Regions from separate parts of the Homo sapiens genome. Here region 1 is linked to region 2. A link is an interaction called in ENCODE POLR2A ChIA-PET data of the cell type or tissue named here. Cell type or tissue: OCI-LY7. All regions are shown on one strand. Each heading gives the region's core, and the rest is flanking DNA. Links, peaks and the distances in the headings are about the cores only.

Region 1 (8,000 bases), core at 1-8,000, 110 kb after region 2:
CCCTGCCTCAGCCTCCCGAGTAGCTGGGACTACAGGCGCCCACCACCACGCCCGGCTAATTTTTTGTATTTTTAGTAGAGACGGGGTTTCACCATGTTAGCCAGGATGATCTTGATCCCCTGACCTGGTGATCCGCCCGCCTCGGCCTCCCAAAGTGCTGGGATTACAGGCGTGAGTCACTGCGCCTGGCCTCTTTTATTATTATTACTATTTTTTTGATAAAAGGTACTGTACCATTGTTTAAATTCATTTTTCTCTAGTTTCTTGGTGAGGCTGGGCACCTTTCCTTTTTGTTTTTGTTTTTGTTTTTTTTGAGACAGAGTTTCACTCCTGTTGCCCAGGCTGGAGTGCAATGGCGAGATCTTGTCTCATTGCAACCTCTGCCTCACGGGTTCAAGCGATTCTCTTGCCTCAGCCTCTGGAGTAGCTGGGATTACAGGCATGCGCCACCACGCTCAGCTAATTTTGTATTTTTAGTAGAGATGGGGTTTTTCCATGTTGGTCAGGCTGGTCTTGAACTCCCAACTTCAGGTGATCTGCCTGCCTCGGCCTCCCAAAGTGCTGGGATTACAGGCGTGAATCACTGCACCAGGCCTCCATTTTGTTAAGTCATTTATTTCTTCTGGGACTTGCCTAGTCTTATCTGTCCATTTTCCTTTTAGTTTTTTAAAATTTTTCTTAGTAATTGGAGTAGCTCTATGTGTTTCAAGTATATTTAACTTTTGTTGTTTACTAATGTAGCATTTAATTTTATGTTGTCTTTTCCCCATTGAGAACAATTCTGTGAAGTAAAATTTGTTGGCTTTTGAATTTCATATCATGCTTTGGAAGAACTCTCCTGTCCCAAGATCTTGCAAATATATTCCTATATTTTCTTCTAGATTTAAATTTTTTAAATATTTAGATCTTCACCTGTAATTTACCTTCTTGTTCTTCAATGTAAGATTACAAATGCTATTATCTTTTATAGCTGTTTTCTCATTAATACATGTCTTTTAAGTCACTAATATACTGATGGCTTTCCATTACAGATTTTTTTTTTTTTTTTTTTTTGAGACTGAGTCTTGGTCTGTTGCCCAGGCTGGAGTGCAGTGGCATGATCTCGGCTCACTGCAACCTCTGCTTCCTGGGTTCAAGCAATTCTGCCGCAGCCTCCCGAGTAGCTGGGATTACAGGCACCCACCTCCACACCCGGATAATTTTTGTACTTTTAGTAGAGATAGGGTTTCACCATGTTGTCCAGGCTGGTCTTGAACTTCTGACCTCCTGATCTGCCTGTCTTGGCCTCCCAAAGTGCTGGGATTAAAGGCATGAGCCACTGCGCCTGGCCCACACCTGGGTAATTTTTGTATATTTAATAGAGACGGAGTTTCACTGTGTTGGCCAGGCTGGTCTCACACTCCTGACCTCAGGTGATCTGCCTGCCTCGGCCTCCCAAAGTGCTGGGATTACAGACCTGAGCCACTGCACCTGGCTTCCATTACAGATTTTTACTTTGAATTATTTTATCTAATTTGAAGCTAATATAGCATATAATAAAAATTCAGGAGAAAAAAGGTTATTTTTAAATCTTTTTTGAGAGAGTCCATTCTTTAGCCTGAAAGTAAAGTGCATATGTAAGCACAGTTAAAAAAAAAAAAAGTGATCAGAAAAATTAATAATTCAATTCTATATGTATTTTAAATTTTTCAATTGTTAAATAATATTTGTTTTATTGATTAGCTGGAAATAGGCAATTTTTAAAAATCTGTTTTTAAGGCATCCCCAATGGGGGTGCTGTCAGATTTTAAAGTTAGACAGAGGACCGGGGCATATTAAAGAGAGGTGCAGAGGTACCAGTTTGTGTGGTAGTGGCAAGCTGTAAAGATACTTGAGTTTTGCAGATTTTGATAAACCAAAAGGAAGGGAGAAAGTGCATAGTATATTACATTCCCCTCCCCCATGACAATTATTTTTCTCAAGACCATTTGTAAAACCTCTAGATAAGGGGCAGGCAAATGTTAGCCTGTCAGCCAACTTTGGCCTGTTACCTGTTTTTGTTTTAGTTTTTAAATTTTTTTTGTAGAGGTGGAGTCTCTCAGTGTGGCCCAGGCTGGTCTTGAACACCTAGCCTCAAGCAAACCTCTAGCACTGTCTCCCAAAGTGCTGGGGTTATAGGCAAGAGCCACCTCTCCCAGCCAGCTGCCTTTCTTTCTGTAAGGAAAATTTTACTGGAATGCAACCATGCCCGTTGGTTTACATAGTAGCCATGCTTTTTACTTGGATAGAACCATTTGTATGAAAAGCTTAAAATACTTACAGTCTGGCTCTTTACAGAAAAAAATTGACCCCTAATCTAGTTGGCAGGCTCCTTGCATACAGGTCATATGTCTTATTTGTAATTTCTTTTGCAGTACCTACCACTGTCCAGTGCATAGTAGAAGCTCAATAAATGTTTGTCAAGTAGATATTTGAAATGTAGACTAACTAAGAGGCAGCATGATATAGTAGGAAGAAAATGCTGAGTTGTAGTTGAGGGACCTGGGTTGTTATCTCTGATCTGTTCTTAATTACCCTTGTCAGCTTGGGTTAGTTAGTTAGGTTCTCTAGCCTTCAGGAACCTAATCTTTAGAAAGAGAAGATTGATAACAGGACCCACTCTAAAGATTTATTCATTTCTCTTTGATTCTCTAAGTTAGCTTGCAATAAGCTCGTTGGATCAGTACGGTAAGCTCATTGGATCTCAGTAATTTATGGTTGTTTGTAAGGCAGTAAGCAGGTAATATAAATAGCTGAAGGAAAAAGTAATCTTTGCTCTTTTGGATTGGATACTGTCTGTGATCACAACTGATACTTGATGATTCCATGATACTTGCATAATGATTAGATCCTCCCCAGCATTTTTTCCAAATCCCCTTTATTGAACTTGATGGATATGTTTGCTGCAGGGCCTATAGTTCTGGGATAATTTTGGAAGTATAATAGCAGTTCTTTTCTCTTTATAGGTTAGACCAAAGCCATTGCTTTTGAAGTTATTAAAGTCTGTTGGTGCACAAAAAGACACTTATACTATGAAAGAGGTAAGCTGAATCAAGAGATAAGTAGTATCTCACTAGTTACATGTAGCCATACTTAAAGTTTTCAAGACCATGTGGAGAAATTGGCCATATAGAAGGATTTTTCATTAAGCAGCAACATTTAATTTTGTGGTCGTTTGGACTATATTTTAAAGCTGAAAATTCTAATTATACTCGAGTTTCATTTCTCAGCTAGGAACTCAGATAAATGGAAGCCCCGTAAGGGTGCTTGACCATTTTATGCTGTCAACCCTTTGGTAGACTCCTTCCCAGAATCATGTTTTTAAATGTATGAAATAAAATGTATAGAATTACAAAGGAAACATACTAAAATACGGTTACCAAAATAGTAAACTAGTTTGTGATATGTGTGCTTTTGTTATTAACATAATAAATACTAAGATTTAGAAGAAGATATAATAAATATAATGTTTTTTTGTTTTTTGAGACGAAGTCTCGCTCTGTCACCCAAGCTGGAGTGCAGTGGCACGATCTCAGCTCACTGCAACCTCCGCCTCCTAGATTCAAGCCCTTCTTCTGCCTTACCCTTCCAAGTAGCTGGGATTATAGGCACCTGCCACCACGCCTGGCTAATTTTTTGTCTTTTTAGTAGAGATGGGGTTTCTCCATGTTGGCCAGGCTGGTCTTGAACTCCTAGTCTCAGGTGATCCACTTGCCTTGGCCTCCCAAAATGCTGGGATTATAGGCATGAGCCACCATGCCTGGCCAATAAATATTATCTTGATATAGTGAGGAATATAAGTCATATTTTGAAATGTTTGCCATAAGTACAGTATGATAGGAAAACACCTCTGATTTTTGTTGGTGATGAAATCACAGGTATTAATACTGTTGTGATTTGTTGCCTACATTTATAATCGAAGGAAAAGCTAAATTCTAGTTAGAAGTTTGTGAAAATAAGAATAGAATTTTTTTTTTCCCATCCAAATTAATGGACCCCCTGAATTCTATCCAAGGACTTCTTGGGCATCCCTGGATCCCAGGTTAAGAACTTCTGCACTAGAGATACATGAGTACAGTATACTGATCTTTCTGGGATAGAGGTGAGCTGATTCATGACCATATATTCTATCTAATGGTTCCAGCATTTTAATGCATTCCCCACCTTTAAATTTGTGCACAGAAGCATGATTTTCAGTGACAGATTGAGCAACCTTAGGCAGAATTTCAGTGTGATTGAAATATGCCTGTTCTCTGTCTCTCCCACTTAGTTTATGGGACTCAGATTACTTAAAACATTTAAGTTTCTTTCTTACAACGGTATAGTGGGGCAGGAAGAGCTTCCATTTTTCTTTTTCCTCTCCAGCTATACTTTTAGAAACTTCCTTAAAGGATGTTTGGTAGAATAAATCTAAGTTCTCTTCCTTTTTCCTTTCCCACTGCTGGACAGCAATCTGTCCAATCCACAGTCACATAAGAATATTCCTTTAAGGCCGATGCCTGCTTAGCCAGTTAAATCCAAAGACAGTGTTTGTAGGAAAGGGCCAGGTTAAATGGTATTTTTAAGGCTAATTTGGGATTGACCTTATTATCATTGGATAATCAGTTAAGGAAACAAAAAAGTATGGATTTAGCAGTAGATAGAAATGAGAAAATTGGCCAAGGCCATCATAAAGACTTAGAATGCTTATGCTAAACTATGTAACAGTAGTGTATGTATTGTCTGATATAGTTCTCAGTTATAGGATCTTTGTTCTGGGGCACACAGGAAGGTAGTGAAAGCTAGTATGGGTAGTAAAAAGAGCGTTGGATTAAGAGTCAGAAGAGCTGGGGCCAGTTTCTTCTTCTTTTTTTTTTTTTTTTTTTTTTTTATGTGACAGTTTCTCACTCTCTTGCCCAGGCTGGAGTGCAGTGGCATGATCACTGCTCGCTGCAGCCTGGACCTCGTGGGCTCAGGTGATCCTCCCACCTCAGTGTCTGCAGTAGCTAGGACTACAGGCTTGTACCACTATGCCTGGCTAATTTTTGTATTTTTTTGTAGAGATGGAGTTTCACTATGTTGCCCAGGCTGGTCTGGAACTCCTGGGCTCAAGGGATCTGCTTACCTCGGCCTCCTAAAGTGCTAGATTTACAGGTGTGAGCCACTGTGCCCAACGCAATTTCTTCATTTCTAATACAGTGATAATAATCTTATGAAATATCAGAATGAGATAATACTTATAAAAGTACATTGTAAACTGTAAAATGCCATATGTATTTAGGTAGTTGTTAATAGGTTTATATCTGGATATCTTAAAAATGTATTGCCAACTTCTTGTCTTAATGCAGCACAGGGAATATAATTTAACTTTTATTAATGGTTCAAAGTCATTATTTTGATTATTTATCATAATATGGAGTAAATTGATACCTTAGAGGGTTTATTTCATTCTCAGAATTCTCTCAAACTGTTTTGTAGCTGTCATTGATTGATTGTTTTTCTGTCTTCCTCCTCTGGTGACCTCAGAGGCTATTGAGGTTTATAGTATTTATGACTATTTACTAAGTGGCTCCAGACCACTGCCATATTTTAGTTGATTTTTGTTTCTGCAACTTTTTTGGCTATCAGTTTTTTATTTTGCTGCCTTTTCCCTTCCTAATATGTTAGTATCTAAGTATCTGGGCAGAGTTAAAGTCTACAAGGAAAAAAACCTCACATTTTAAGGTTTGCTTAAGTAAATAGAGAAGCAGTTATTTCTGCTTCTGTCAAATTAAATGGAAAAGGCTTAAAAGTAGCTTTTTTTTTTTTTTTTTTTTTTTTTTTTGAGATGAAGTCTCACTCTGTTGCTTAAGCCGGAGTGCAGTGGCGCAATCTCGGCTCACTGCAGCCTCCACCTCCTGGGTTCAAGCAATTCTCCTGCCTCAGCCTCCCTAATAGCTGGGATTACAGGTGTCTGCCACCATGCCTGGCTAACTTTTGTATTTTTAGTAGAGATGGGACCAGGATGGTCTTTATCTCCTGACCTCGTGATCCATCCGCTTCGGCCTCCCGAAGTACTGGGATTACAGGTGTGAGCCACTGCGCCCAGCCAAAAGTAGCTTCTAAGTACAAAATGGTTGTTCTACATAGTTGTGGATATGGTTCCTGGTTGTTTACCCCTATTCAGATAAATAGGATATTATTAAATGTATTTACAACTAACATTTAGTTTTCTTTAATGCTCAGAAATCATATTTGTATTTCAGGTTCTTTTTTATCTTGGCCAGTATATTATGACTAAACGATTATATGATGAGAAGCAACAACATATTGTATATTGTTCAAATGATCTTCTAGGAGATTTGTTTGGCGTGCCAAGCTTCTCTGTGAAAGAGCACAGGTAATTCTTCAGTTTAGTCCATTGTAAAAAGCCATCTGGGCTAACATTTCAGTTCACCTCTACCCTCATTCACTTTTGTCAGAGAAAAACTGTTGAAACATATTAAAGACATGCTGAAACTTAATTTTTTAGCTCTGCGGCATATTATTTGAGAACCTGAGCTCTGGCATCTTATAAACCAGTGTTTGAAACCTAGCCCAATCATTTACTAGTTTTGTGACTAGATAAATTAACCTTTTTAAACCTGCTTCCCCATTTATAAAATAGGGATAATTAAATACTTCATGTGGAGGTTAAAGCTCTTGAAGAGAGACGTTGTATAAAAAAGCATAGTTTTGGGCACATACAAAGCATTCAAGTATTAGCTGTAGCTATTATAACTTTTTATTCCAGAAACAGTATACCACCACGTGGTAAAGGCTTACATTTGAGCCTTAGTTATTTTGGAGATCATTTTCATTGTCACCTATCATTATGGCACTTAACCAGCAGAATTTAACCCAGGTAATATTTCTAGAAATAGGCCTGGTGCGGTGGCTCACACCTGTAATCCCAGCACTTTGAGAGGCCAAGGCGGGTGGATCACCTGAGGTTGGGAGTTGGAGACCAGCCTGACCAACATGGAGAAACCCTGTCTCTACTAAAAATACAAAATTAGCTGGGTGTGGTGGTGCATGCCTGTAATTCCAGCTACTCGGGAGGCTGAGGCAGTAGAATCACTTGAACCAGGCAGGTGGAGGTTGTGGTTGAGGTGAGCCGAGATTGCGCCACTGCACTCCAGCCTGGGCAACGAGCAAAACTGCATCTGAAAAAAAAATTTTTTTAATATATATTTTTCTAAAATTATTCTTTTTTTTGTTTGTTTGTTTTGAGAGGGAGTCTTGCTCTATGGCCCAGGCTGGAGTGCAGTGGCATGATCTTGGCTCACTGCAACCTCCGTCTCCTGGGTTCAAGTGATTCTCCTGCCTCGGCTTCCCGAGTAGCTGGGATTACAGGTGCCTGCTGCCATGCCTAATTTTTGTATTTTTAGTAGAGACAGGGTTTCACGATGTTGACCAGGCTGGTCTTGAGCTCCTAACCTTCGGTAATCCACCTGCCATGGCCTCCCAAAGTGCTGGGATTACAGATGTGAGCAACCACACCCGGCCTACATTTGGAATTCTTTGTCACATTTGGTTTAGCACAGGCAATCCGTGTTGAGCCTTAGCATTCATTACATTAATAAATGGAATGAATACGTTCACCTGAGACAATTAACTAGCTTCTGCTAGTATTTAATGCTCAATAGTATAGCTGAAAAGATGATAATTAAATGGGATTTTATTTTATTAAAAAACATAACTTCCTCAGCTGAGCAAGGGATTTTATAACTTTAAAACAACCTTATTATTGTAAACATAGTATATATTATTATTGAACATTAGGAGATGACAGAAAACTAAGAAAAGTAAAGGAAAAAAAAGGACTGTAGTTTGTTAACAAAAGGTATTTTTACCAGTCATTTGTGTATTATGTGCAACTGTGTGTTTTAACCTAGTTATGAATATAGTACTATATTTAAATTTCATCTAGCTTCTTAATTTGTATTATAATTTGTATATTATATATTATAATATACATATAA
Region 2 (10,670 bases), core at 1,025-9,024:
ACTTGAAAGCAACCAAGATATCCTTCAGTGGGCGAATGAATAAACTGGTACATCTGAGCAGTGAAACATTATTCAATGCTGAAAAGAAACTGGCTATCAAGCCATGAAAAAACATGGAGGAACCTTAAATGCATATTGCTAAGTGAAAGAAGCCAATTTGAAAAGGCTACATATTATATGATTACAACTATATGACATTCTGGAAAAGGCAAAACTTGGAAACAGTGACAAGATCATCAGTTGCCAGGAGTTAGTTGCGAGGGAGCAATGAATAGGTAGAACACAGGATTTTTAAGGCAGTGAAACCACTCTTTATGCTATAATGGGGGACACATGTCAGTATACATTTATCATAATTCATGGAATGTACACCACCAAGAATGAATCCTAATGTAAACTATGGACTTTGGGGGATAATGATGTGTCAATATAAGTTCCTCAGTTGTAACAGATATACCATTCTAGTGTTAGATATTGATGGTGAGGGAGGCTGGGATTGTGTGGGGGAAGAGATATTTGGGTACTCTGCTTTCTGCCCCATTTTGCTGGGAATTTAAAGCTAGGCCAGGCACAGTGGCTCATACCTGTAATCTCAGCACTTTGGGAGGCCAAGACAGGTAGATTACCTTAGGTCAGGAGTTCAACACCAGCCTGGCCAATATGGTGAAACCTCATCTGTACTAAAAATGCAAAAAAATTAGTGGAGTGTGGTGGTGGGCACCTGTAATCCCAGCTACTCGGGAGGCTGAGGTGGGAGAATCGCTTGAACCCGGGAGGCAGAGGTTGCAGCGAGCTGAGATTCTGCCACTGCACTCCATCCTAGGCAACAGAGTGAGACTCCTCCGTCTCAAAATAAAATAAAATAAAACTACACTAAAGAAGTCTATTTTTAGAAAGAGGAAAAGACTTCAAGAAAATACTGCATTCAGTAATAATTGAAATAATAGTAATAGACAACTTTTTATCATTTAATGTTTCAATAATTGACCTCTGAATTGTTCTATTATAAATGCAGTAGCTTCATTAAATAACACTTAGTGAATCACTGGAGTCAGGATTCCAGCTGAGAATGTAATGAATGAAGTACAGATAACACTTTTATGAAGTACTAGTCTTAAGACAGTAGTAACATTACTTTGTGAATACTTATTAAGGGGTGGGAAAACCCATTGTGGTGTTCTGAATGAGAGCAGTCTTCTTCCTTAATTCATCTTGACAAGATAATGAGGTACTGTTAGTAACCTTTGAGAAAGATTTTCTTTACCCTGGGTCGTTAAACCTCCTGATAAACAATTGTGTGTATGTTTCTAGGGGGACCATTCATGCCTTTTATTAGATTTTTACATGTGCCTCAGTCCTGAAAAGGTGTTTTTGTTTTTGTTTTTGTTTTTTTCTCCCCAGAGTCTCACTCTGTCGCCCCAGCTGGAGTACAGTGGCAGGATCCCTGCTCACTGCAACCTCTGCCTCCTGGGTTCAAGTGATTCTCCTGCCTTAGCCTCCTGAGTAGCTGGGATTATAGGCACACACCACCATGCCTGGCTAATTTTTTATATTTTTAGTAGAGATGGGGTTTCACCATGTTGGCCAGGCTGGTCTCAAACTCCTGACCTCAAGCAATCCACCTGTCTCGGCCTCCCAAAGTGCTGGGATTACAAGCGTGAGTCACCACGCCCAGCCTCTGAAAAGGTTTAAGACCACTATTTTGGAATGAGGAAGGACTTTGGTGATGTTTTGTTTAGAAATGATAATGTTTTTGGTGCCAATCTTAGGAAAATATCTTTCTTGATTAGTTACCTGATATAAATTTTCAAACACAATTTTAAGATAACTTTTTAAATTTTAATTGCTAAAATGTTGGCTTATGTTATGATTTTTCCAGGTATAGGTTTGATTTAACTTATCCTCTGGGTAGATATACAGGGAGAAAAAAATATATCCATCACTGCCACTGTTGGATCTGAAATCAAGAGTATGTTAGACTTATATATATACTCAGATAAACACACCTTGTTCCAAATTAGATCCATTTCTAGTGGGAACATTACATTACATTTAATTTAAAAAGACAAAATAGAGAAGGCAATTTTATAATATATACTTATTAAATACAATTATTTTAGCACTCTATTCAAATACAAACTTATCAGTGACTCAAAATTGTAGAAAATTAACCTCTTTACATCTGTGTTTTTTATTCAGGTGAATATACTGAGTAAAATAGTGAGTCGAGCAACACCTGGACTTCAAAAATTTTCAAAAACAGCCAGTATGCTCTGGCTTCTTCAACAGGAGATGGTCACATGGAGGCTGCTGGCTTCTTTGTATAGGTAATGGCGTCTAGAATTCATAAGTGAAATAAACATAAGGTAATAAACCAACAGGCAAATTAATTTAAAAGTTAGGGTAGGTCGTGCTTGGAAATAGGTTTTGCTATTTTTGATGCTTATCATTTCGAATACCTTAGTTGTCAAGAGTGAGTCAAGAGGGAAGAGGAAGATATCAGATCATAAGGCTGGTAGTTACCAAAATTGGATGTGTGTAAAGACTTAAGGAAAGTACTAAAAATAGTGCAATACTTAGGCTAAATTAAGAAAAGAGCTGAAAGTTAGACTTCATGTAATATGGAAGTTTGAAAGAAGTTAACCAAATTTTCCAGAAGGCGAAGATTATACCATGTACATATCCTTGAATCTAGGAATTTTATGCCTAGAAATTTAACCTAAGAAAATAATGAGAAATATATACAACCACATATGAATAAAACTTTTAAATCTCAAAAAATTAAAAACTACTACTAAGGAATTGGCTAAATGAATTACAGCAGCTCTGTTAGAACCAGAATAACTTGCAGCCATTTTAAATTAGCACTTGTGGGCTGGGCACAGTGGCTCATGCCTGTAATCCCAGTACTTTGGGAGGCCAAGGTGGGTGGATCACTTGAGGTCAGGAGTTCAAAACCAGCCTGGCCAACACAGTAGAACGCTGTCTCTACTAAAAATACAAAAATTAGCCAGGCGTGGTGGTGGGCACCTATAATCCCAGCTACTTGGGAGGCTGAGGCAGGAGAATCGCTTGAACCTCGGAGGCAGAGGTTGCGAGCCGAGATTGTGCTACTGCACTCCAGCCTGGGTGACAGAGTGAGACTCCATCTCAAAAAAAAAATAATAATTTAAATAAATAAATAAATAACCATTTGTGTATATTCATTGACATGGAAAGATATTCATGACATATTGTTATATGAAAACTGGATTTCATATTAATATATAAATGATGTCCCCTCTGCCATTTGTTTTGTTTTTGAAAAAGAGTCTCACTCTGTTGCTCAGGTTGAGTGCAGTGGCACAACCTTGGCTCGCTGCAACCTCCGCCTCTGAGGTTCAAGGGATTCTCCTGCCTCAGCCTCCTGAGTAGCTGGTATTACAGATGCTGGCCACCATGCCTAGCTAATTTTTGTATTTTTATTTTATTTTTATTTTTGAGATGGAATCTCGCTCTGTTGCCCAGGCTGGAATGCAGTGGTGTGATCTCGGCTCACTGCAACCTCCGCCTCCCAGGTTTAAGCGATTCTCCTGTCTCAGCCTCCCGAGTAGCTGGGATTAGAGGCGCATGCCAACACGCTTGGCTAATTTTTATATTTTTAGTAGAGACAGGGTTTTGCCATGTTGGCCATGCTGGTCTCAAACTCCTGACCTCAAGTGATCCACCCACCTCGGCCTCCCAAAGTGCTAGGATTATAGGCGAGAGCCACCGTACCTGGCCTAATTTTTATATTTTTAGTAGAGACAGGGTTTCACTATGTTGGCCAGGCTGGTCTCGAACACCCGACCTCAGGTGATCCACCCACCTCAGCCTCCCAAAATGCTGAGATTACAAGCGTGACCCACCGTGCCCTGCCTAACTTTTTTTATTTTTAGTAGAGACGGGGTTTCACTCTGTTGTTCGCCAGGCTGGTCTTAAACTCCTGACCTCAAGTGATCTGCCTGTCTCAGCCTCCCAAAGTGCTGGGATTACAGGTATGAGCCAGTGTGCCCGGCCTGTTGTCCCATTTTTGTTTACAAAAATACAGATATACATATTTGAAAAAATAAATAATAAAAAATTTTTAAAAAGAAGTTAGCCAAATTTTCCTTCTCTCAGATGCTCAGTGGCAAGTTCATTATATTCGTGTGAAATAAGGCTTTTTTATTTTGTCTTATTTTTCCCCAGAGACAGAATACAGTCTGCATTAGAAGAGGAAAGTGTATTCGCAGTTACTGTAAGTTTTATATTAATTTTTTCTTTTATAAATACATACAAATTAAAATGTTACTAATAGGATTTTTTTTTTTTTTGAGTTGGAGTTTCGCTCTTGTTGCCCAGGCTGGAGGGCAATGGCGTGATCTCGGCTCACTGCAACCTCTGCCTCCCGGGTTCAAGTGATTCTCCTACCTCAGCTTCCTGAGTAGCTGGGATTACAGGCGTGCCCCACCACGCCCAGCTAATTTTTTGTATTTTTAATAGCAAACGGGGTTTCATCATGTTGGCCAAGCTGGTCTCGAACTTCTGACCTCAGGTGATCCACCCACCTTGGCCGCCCAAAGTGGTGGGATTACAGGCATGAGCCACTGCGCCCAGCCAGGATTTTATTTTCAGCCTTCCATCTTGAGTTTCTTCATTTTAAAAATTTTACAAGTAAATAAAAAGTTCAGTCTCATAAAATAATCAAATATTGATTTATATTAGAGAGTTAGAGGTAAAAGTCCCTTTTTATCCCACTGACTATTTAGTGTAACAGTTTTGGTATGTATCCTACCAGACATTTTTCTATGCATCTTTATAGATACATACATATATATAAACATACACTCACATACTTGTATACACACACACATTTGTTTTTTAACATATAATATGATTTCATTTATACATTATACTGAGAGTTTGTTTGTTTTTTTTTTTTGAAATGAAGTTTCACTCTGTCACCCAGGTTGGAGTGCAGTGGCACGATCATGGCTCACTGCAACCTCCGCCTCCTGGGTTCAAGTGATACTTCTGCCTCAGCCTCCCGAGTAGCTGGGACTACAGGCTTGTGCCACCACGCCTGGCTAATTTTTGTGTTTTTAGTAAAGATAGGGTTTCACTGTATTGACCAGGCTGGTCTCGATCTCCTGACCTTGTGATCCGCCCACCTCAGCCTCCCACAGTGCTGGGATTACAGGTGTGAGCCACTGTGCCCGGCTTATACTGAGAGTTTTAAAATTATTATTTCTTAGATTTTTTAAAATTTATGTAGGTTTTTACCATATTTTTTCATAGTATGTCAGAGTATAAATGTACTGTAATTTTTTGAGACATTCAGCCGGACATATTTAGGTTGTTACTGGTATTTTTGCTGTAGCCATTAATAATGCAGTAAATAGTTTGGTGTAGAGGCACATGCCTGTGGTCCCAGCAACTTGTCAGGCTAAGGCCAGAGGATCACTTGAGCCCAGGAGTTCAAGGCTACGGTGAGCTACAACCATACTACTGCACTCTAGCCTGGGCAACAGAGTGAGATCCCGTTTCTAAAAAATAAAAAAAAAGTGCAGTGAATGTTTTTCTTCATACATATATATGTGTGTGAGAGAAATTCTGGACAAGTAAACACCATTCTTTTGCCCTTAGGATTCAATGCTGTCTTCTACAGCCTCCAGGCCTGGGATCCTGAAAGGACCTTGGGTGGTAAAACTGGCCTTGGCTGGATTGAGGGTTTGGGGAAGAAACATGCAAATAGCCTCAGATGTTTTTTAAATGCAGCAAGTAACATTTCTGGATGAGACTTATTTCCAAAATAAACCAGCTATATCTGTTTTGAAAAAATATGTACACATATATGCCTGTTAAATCATCAAGATCAGATGCCTTTTTGGGGTTTAACTTCTTTATATTTTCTGTTTTTAAAAGTAATTCTTTTTTTTTTTTAAGAGATAGGGTCTTGCTCTATTGCCCAGGCTGGAGTGCAGTGGCGTGATCTCAGCTCACTCCAACCTCCACCTCCCGGGTTCAAGCGATTCTCATGCCTCAGCCTCCCTAGTAGCTGGGATTACAGGCATGCACCACCACACCCGGCTAATTTTTGTACTTTTAGTAGAGACAGGGTTTTAACCATGTTGTCCAGGCTGGTCTTGAACTCCTAGCTTCAAGTGATCCACCTGTTTTGGCCTCCCAAAGTGCTGAGATTACAGACGTGAGCCACCGTGCCTCGCCCAAAAGTAATTCATATTTGAAGCAAGTATATATAGTTAAAAAAGGAGATAATGTATATTTATAATAAATATTTTATGTATATCTGTTAGACTGCTTTTTTTTTTCTTTTGTTTCTTTTTCTTTTTTGGGGGGTGGCCAGCACGGCGGGGACATGGTCTCACTTTGTCTCACAGGCCAGAGTGCAGTGGCATGATCATAGTTCACTGCAGCCTCGAACTCTTGGGCTCAAGTGAGCCTCCTGCCTCAGCCTCCCAAGTAGCGAGGACTACAGGTGTGTACCACCATGCCTGGCTAATTTCTTTTTTATATTTTATAGAGATGGGGTGTCTTACTATGTTGCCCAGGCTGGTCTCAAACTCCAAGGCTACTTTTTCACTTAAAATATTTTTTAATATCTTTCCAATCTTTTAATTTGTTTATCCCACAAATACTTCATTCCAAATGCACATGTAGGAAGACTGTCATATTTGGCTATTTATTGAGCTCACTTACTAGTTTTAATAGGTTTCCTCTGGTTTTCCAGGCAATTCTGTTATCTACAAGTAGTGATGACTTTGACTGTTTTTCCATACTTTTTGCTAACTTAATTCTTTTCCTGGTTTTATTATGTTAGTTAGACTTTTCAAAGTAAAGTTGAATAATAATGAACTCTTACTCCTCATCTTCTGGATTTTAAAGGGAGTATCTCACTTTACAGTTAAGTATAGTCAGCCGAAATTCCTTATATGTGGGTTCCACATCCATGAATTTAACCAACTGCAGATCAAAAGTATTCTTTAAAAAAAAAAAAAAAAAAAAGAATCACCAAGAAGCAGCTTCTCTGTTCCTTCTCGAATCTCCGCCTAGCTCAGCCTGCCTGCCTTCACTCCTGCCTCCACCATGTCCATCAGAGTGACCCAGAAGTCCTTCAAGGTGTCCAACTCTGGCCCAAGGGCCTTCAGTAGCCATTCCTACATGTGTGGGCCCAGTGCCTGCATCAGCTCCTCGAGCTTCTCCCGAATGGGCAGCAGCAGTTTCCGGGGTAGCCTGGGTGGAGACTTTGGCAGGGCCAGTGGTAGGGGAGGCATCACCCCAGTCACGGTCAACCAGAGCCTGCTGAGCCCCCTTAACCTGGAGGTGGACCCCAACATCCAAGCTGTGTGCACCCAGGTGAAGGAGCAGATCAAGACCCTCAACAACAAGTTTGCCTCCTTCATTGACAAGGTACAGTTCCTGCAGCAGCAGAACAAGATGCTGGAGACCAAGTGGAGGCCCCTGCAGCGGCAGAAGACGGCTCAGAGCAACATGGACAACATGTTCGAGAGCTACATCAACAAACTTCTGCTGGCAGCTGTACACTCTGGGCCAAGAGAAGCTGAAGCTGGAGGTGGAACTTGATAACATGCAGGGGCTGGTGGAGGACTTCAAGAACAAGTACGAGGATGATATCAAAAAGCATACAGAGATGGAGAATGAATTTGTCCTCATCAAGAAGGATATGGATGAAGCTTACAAGAACAAGGTAGAGCTGGAGTCTCACCTGGAAGGGCTTACTGAAGAGATCAGCTTCCTCAGGCAACTGTATGAAGAGGAGATCCGGGAGCTGCAGTCCCAGATCTCGGACACATCTGTGGTGCTGTCCATTGACAACAGTCGCTCCCTGGACATGAACAGCATCATCGCTGAGGTCAAGGCACCGTACGAGGAGATCGCCAACCACAACCAGGCTGAGGCTGAGAGCATGAGATCAAATATGAGGAGCTGCAGACGCTGGCTTGGAAGCATGGGATGACCCGTGGTGCACAAAGACTGAGATCTCCAAGATGAACAGGAACATCAGTCGGCTCCAGGATGAGATTGAGGGCCTCAAAGGCCAGAGGGCTTCCCTGGAGGCCGCCATCGCAGATGCTGAGCAGCATGGGGAGCTGGCAGTTAAGGATGCCAACACCAAGCTGTCCAAGCTGGAGGTGGGCGGGCCAAGCAGGACATGGCACGGCAGCTGCGGGAGTACCAGGAGCTGATGAACTTCAAGCTGGCCTTGGACATCAAGATCACCACTTAAAGGAAGCTGCTGGAGGATGAGGAGAGCCAGCTGGAGTCTGGGATGCAGAACATGAGTATCCATACGAAGACCACCAGCGGCTATTCAGGTGGTCTGAGCTCGGCCTATGGGGGCCTCATAAGCCCTGGCCTCAGCTACAGCCTGGACTCCAGCTTTGGCTCTGGTGCGGGCTCCAGTTCCTTCAGCTGCACCAGCTCCACCAGGGCTGTGATTGTGAAGATCGAGACCCACGATGGAAAGCTAGTGTCTGAGTCGTCTGATGTACTGACCAAGTGAACAGCCGTGACAGCCCCTTCTAGCCTACCCCTTCTGCGGCTGCCCCAGAGAGGCTGCTGTCCAGAGGAGCACAGGGAACAGGAGACCCACCTGAGGCTCAGCCCTAGCCCTCTGCCCACCCGTGGGGGGAGTTTACTGCCTGGGGTACCCCCCTTGCCCATGCCTACAGCTACAAAACAATGCAATTTTTTTTTCCAAAATAAAACCTCAGCTAGCTCTGCCAACTGTCAAAAAAGAAAAAAAAAATGGTCCAGGTGTGGAGGCTCATGCCGGTAATCCCAACACTTTGGGAGGTCAAGGTGGAAGGCTCAGTTTAGCCCAGAGTTCAAGAGCAGCCTGGGCAAGATAGCAAGACCCAGTCTCTGCAAAAAGTGACAAACTTAGCCGGGCATGGTGGTGCATGCCTAGTCCCATCTACATGTGAGGCTGAGATGGGAGGATCGCTTGTGCCCAGGAGGTCAAGAATGTAGTGAGCTGTAATTGTGCTACTGCACTCCAGCCTGGGTGACAGAGCGAGACCCTGTCTCAAATAAAAGATCATTGGGTTTGTACTGAATATGTGCACATGTTTTTAATCTTTATTCCCTAAGTGATATAATATAACAACTATTTACATATGTAGCATTTACATTATATTAGATATTATACATAATCTAGAGATGATTTTGTTGTTGTTGTTGTTCATTATTTTTTTATCACAGCCAGGTCCAATAGAGATGATTTAAAATATACTACAGCATTTTGGCTGGATGAGGTGGCTCATGCCTGCGATCCCAGCACTTTGGGAGGCCGAGGCAGGTAGACTGCTTGAGGCCAGGAATTTGAAATCAGCCTGGCCAACATGGTGAAACCCGTCTCTACTAAAAATACAAAAATTACCCAGGTGTGGTGGCAGGCACCTCCCTTCTTCTTGGGAGGCTGAGGCATGAGAATCACTTGAGCCCAGGAGGCAGAGGTTGCAATGAGCTGAGATCAGGCCCACTGCACTCCAGCCTGGATGACAGAGTAAGACTCTGTCTCAAAAAATAAATAAATAATTAAATAAAATATACTACAACATTTTATATAAGGGCCTTGAACATCCACAGATTTTGGTATCCACGAGGGGTCCTGGAGCCAATCCCCCATGGATACCAAGGGACGACTATATGTTTGCTAGAGGTTTCAGTTAGTCTAACTTATGAGGATATATATATTTTTTACATCAAAATGGCAAGGTAAAATTTATGAAGATATTTTTATGAAATATTCTGGTACCTGTCAAGAAGTCCATGTAGCTTTTCTCCTTTAACCCATGGATAAAATGGATTAATTAATTAATTTGACCCATTCTTGAACTGGTCACAATATATTATCCTTTTAATATACTGCTTAGTATTACTTGCTAATATTTGTATTAAATTGTCTTTTAAAGTCAGTTGTAAGAGCCTTGGATTGCTCTTAGCTTTTATTACTTATCAACTTCTATATAGACTATAAAGGATTTTAACGTTTTTAAATGTTTAGTTTCTAACATGTAACAGGGCTGTATTCAGCCCTGTATTACAGTTTTTTTTTTTTTATTTTGGGATGGAGTCTCACTCTGTCACCCAGGCTGGAGTGCAGTGGCGTGATCTCAGCTCACTGCAACCTCTGCCTCGTGGGTTCAAGTGATTCTCGTGCCTTAGCCTCCGAGTAGCTGGGATTACAGGCTTGCGTCACCACGCCCAGCTAATTTTTGTATTTTTAGTAGAGATGTGGATTCACCATTTTGGCCAGACTGGTCTCGAACTCCTGACCTCAAGTGATCTGCCTGCCTCGGCCTCCCAAAGTGCTGGGATTACAGGTGTGAGCCACCATGCCTGGCCTATTAAAGTTTTTTGTTTGTTTTATTTTGTGTTTATTTTTCCCCAAAACACCATCTCTGGGAAAATGGAATTTTAAATTTCAAGTGTAAAGAATCAATATACCAGGTAAGAGCAGCTACAATTGATGTAGCAGTTTGGAATTTACACAATAGATACCTTTCAATGATGAATATACAGATTTACTATGTGGTAAAATGTTTATGTATAGATGATTAACTGTACTTGTTTCATACTGGCTTTTTATCTTTCTATTAAAATAATATTTCTTAACAGCATCT

What was found. Peaks named below come from ENCODE experiments on the same cell type or tissue, not always from the same donor. Only the 100,000 strongest peaks of a DNase experiment are listed, where the experiment ranks them.
Region 1: POLR2A ChIA-PET joins it to region 2 with 12 read pairs; 3 of 35 experiments call an interaction of 5 or more read pairs at or near these places.

The regions. Positions count from the first base shown.
Region 1 is chr12:68,810,570-68,818,569 of GRCh38, forward strand. MDM2 (MDM2 proto-oncogene) reads left to right here. Exons shown (of 11, transcript NM_002392.6): 3 at 2,985-3,059; 4 at 6,243-6,376. Among named protein-coding and RNA genes, the nearest start is that of MDM2, 6.4 kb to the left of the region's middle. In OCI-LY7, for the core only: no CTCF peak of the experiment used is centred there; no DNase peak of the experiment used is centred there; H3K4me3 peaks cover 4,010 bases; H3K27ac peaks cover 4,064 bases.
Region 2 is chr12:68,698,527-68,709,196 of GRCh38, forward strand. It overlaps NUP107 (nucleoporin 107), which reads left to right. Exons shown (of 28, transcript NM_020401.4): 7 at 2,200-2,327; 8 at 4,210-4,258. It also overlaps the pseudogene KRT8P39. Among named protein-coding and RNA genes, the nearest start is that of NUP107, 17 kb to the left of the region's middle. In OCI-LY7, for the core only: no CTCF peak of the experiment used is centred there; no DNase peak of the experiment used is centred there.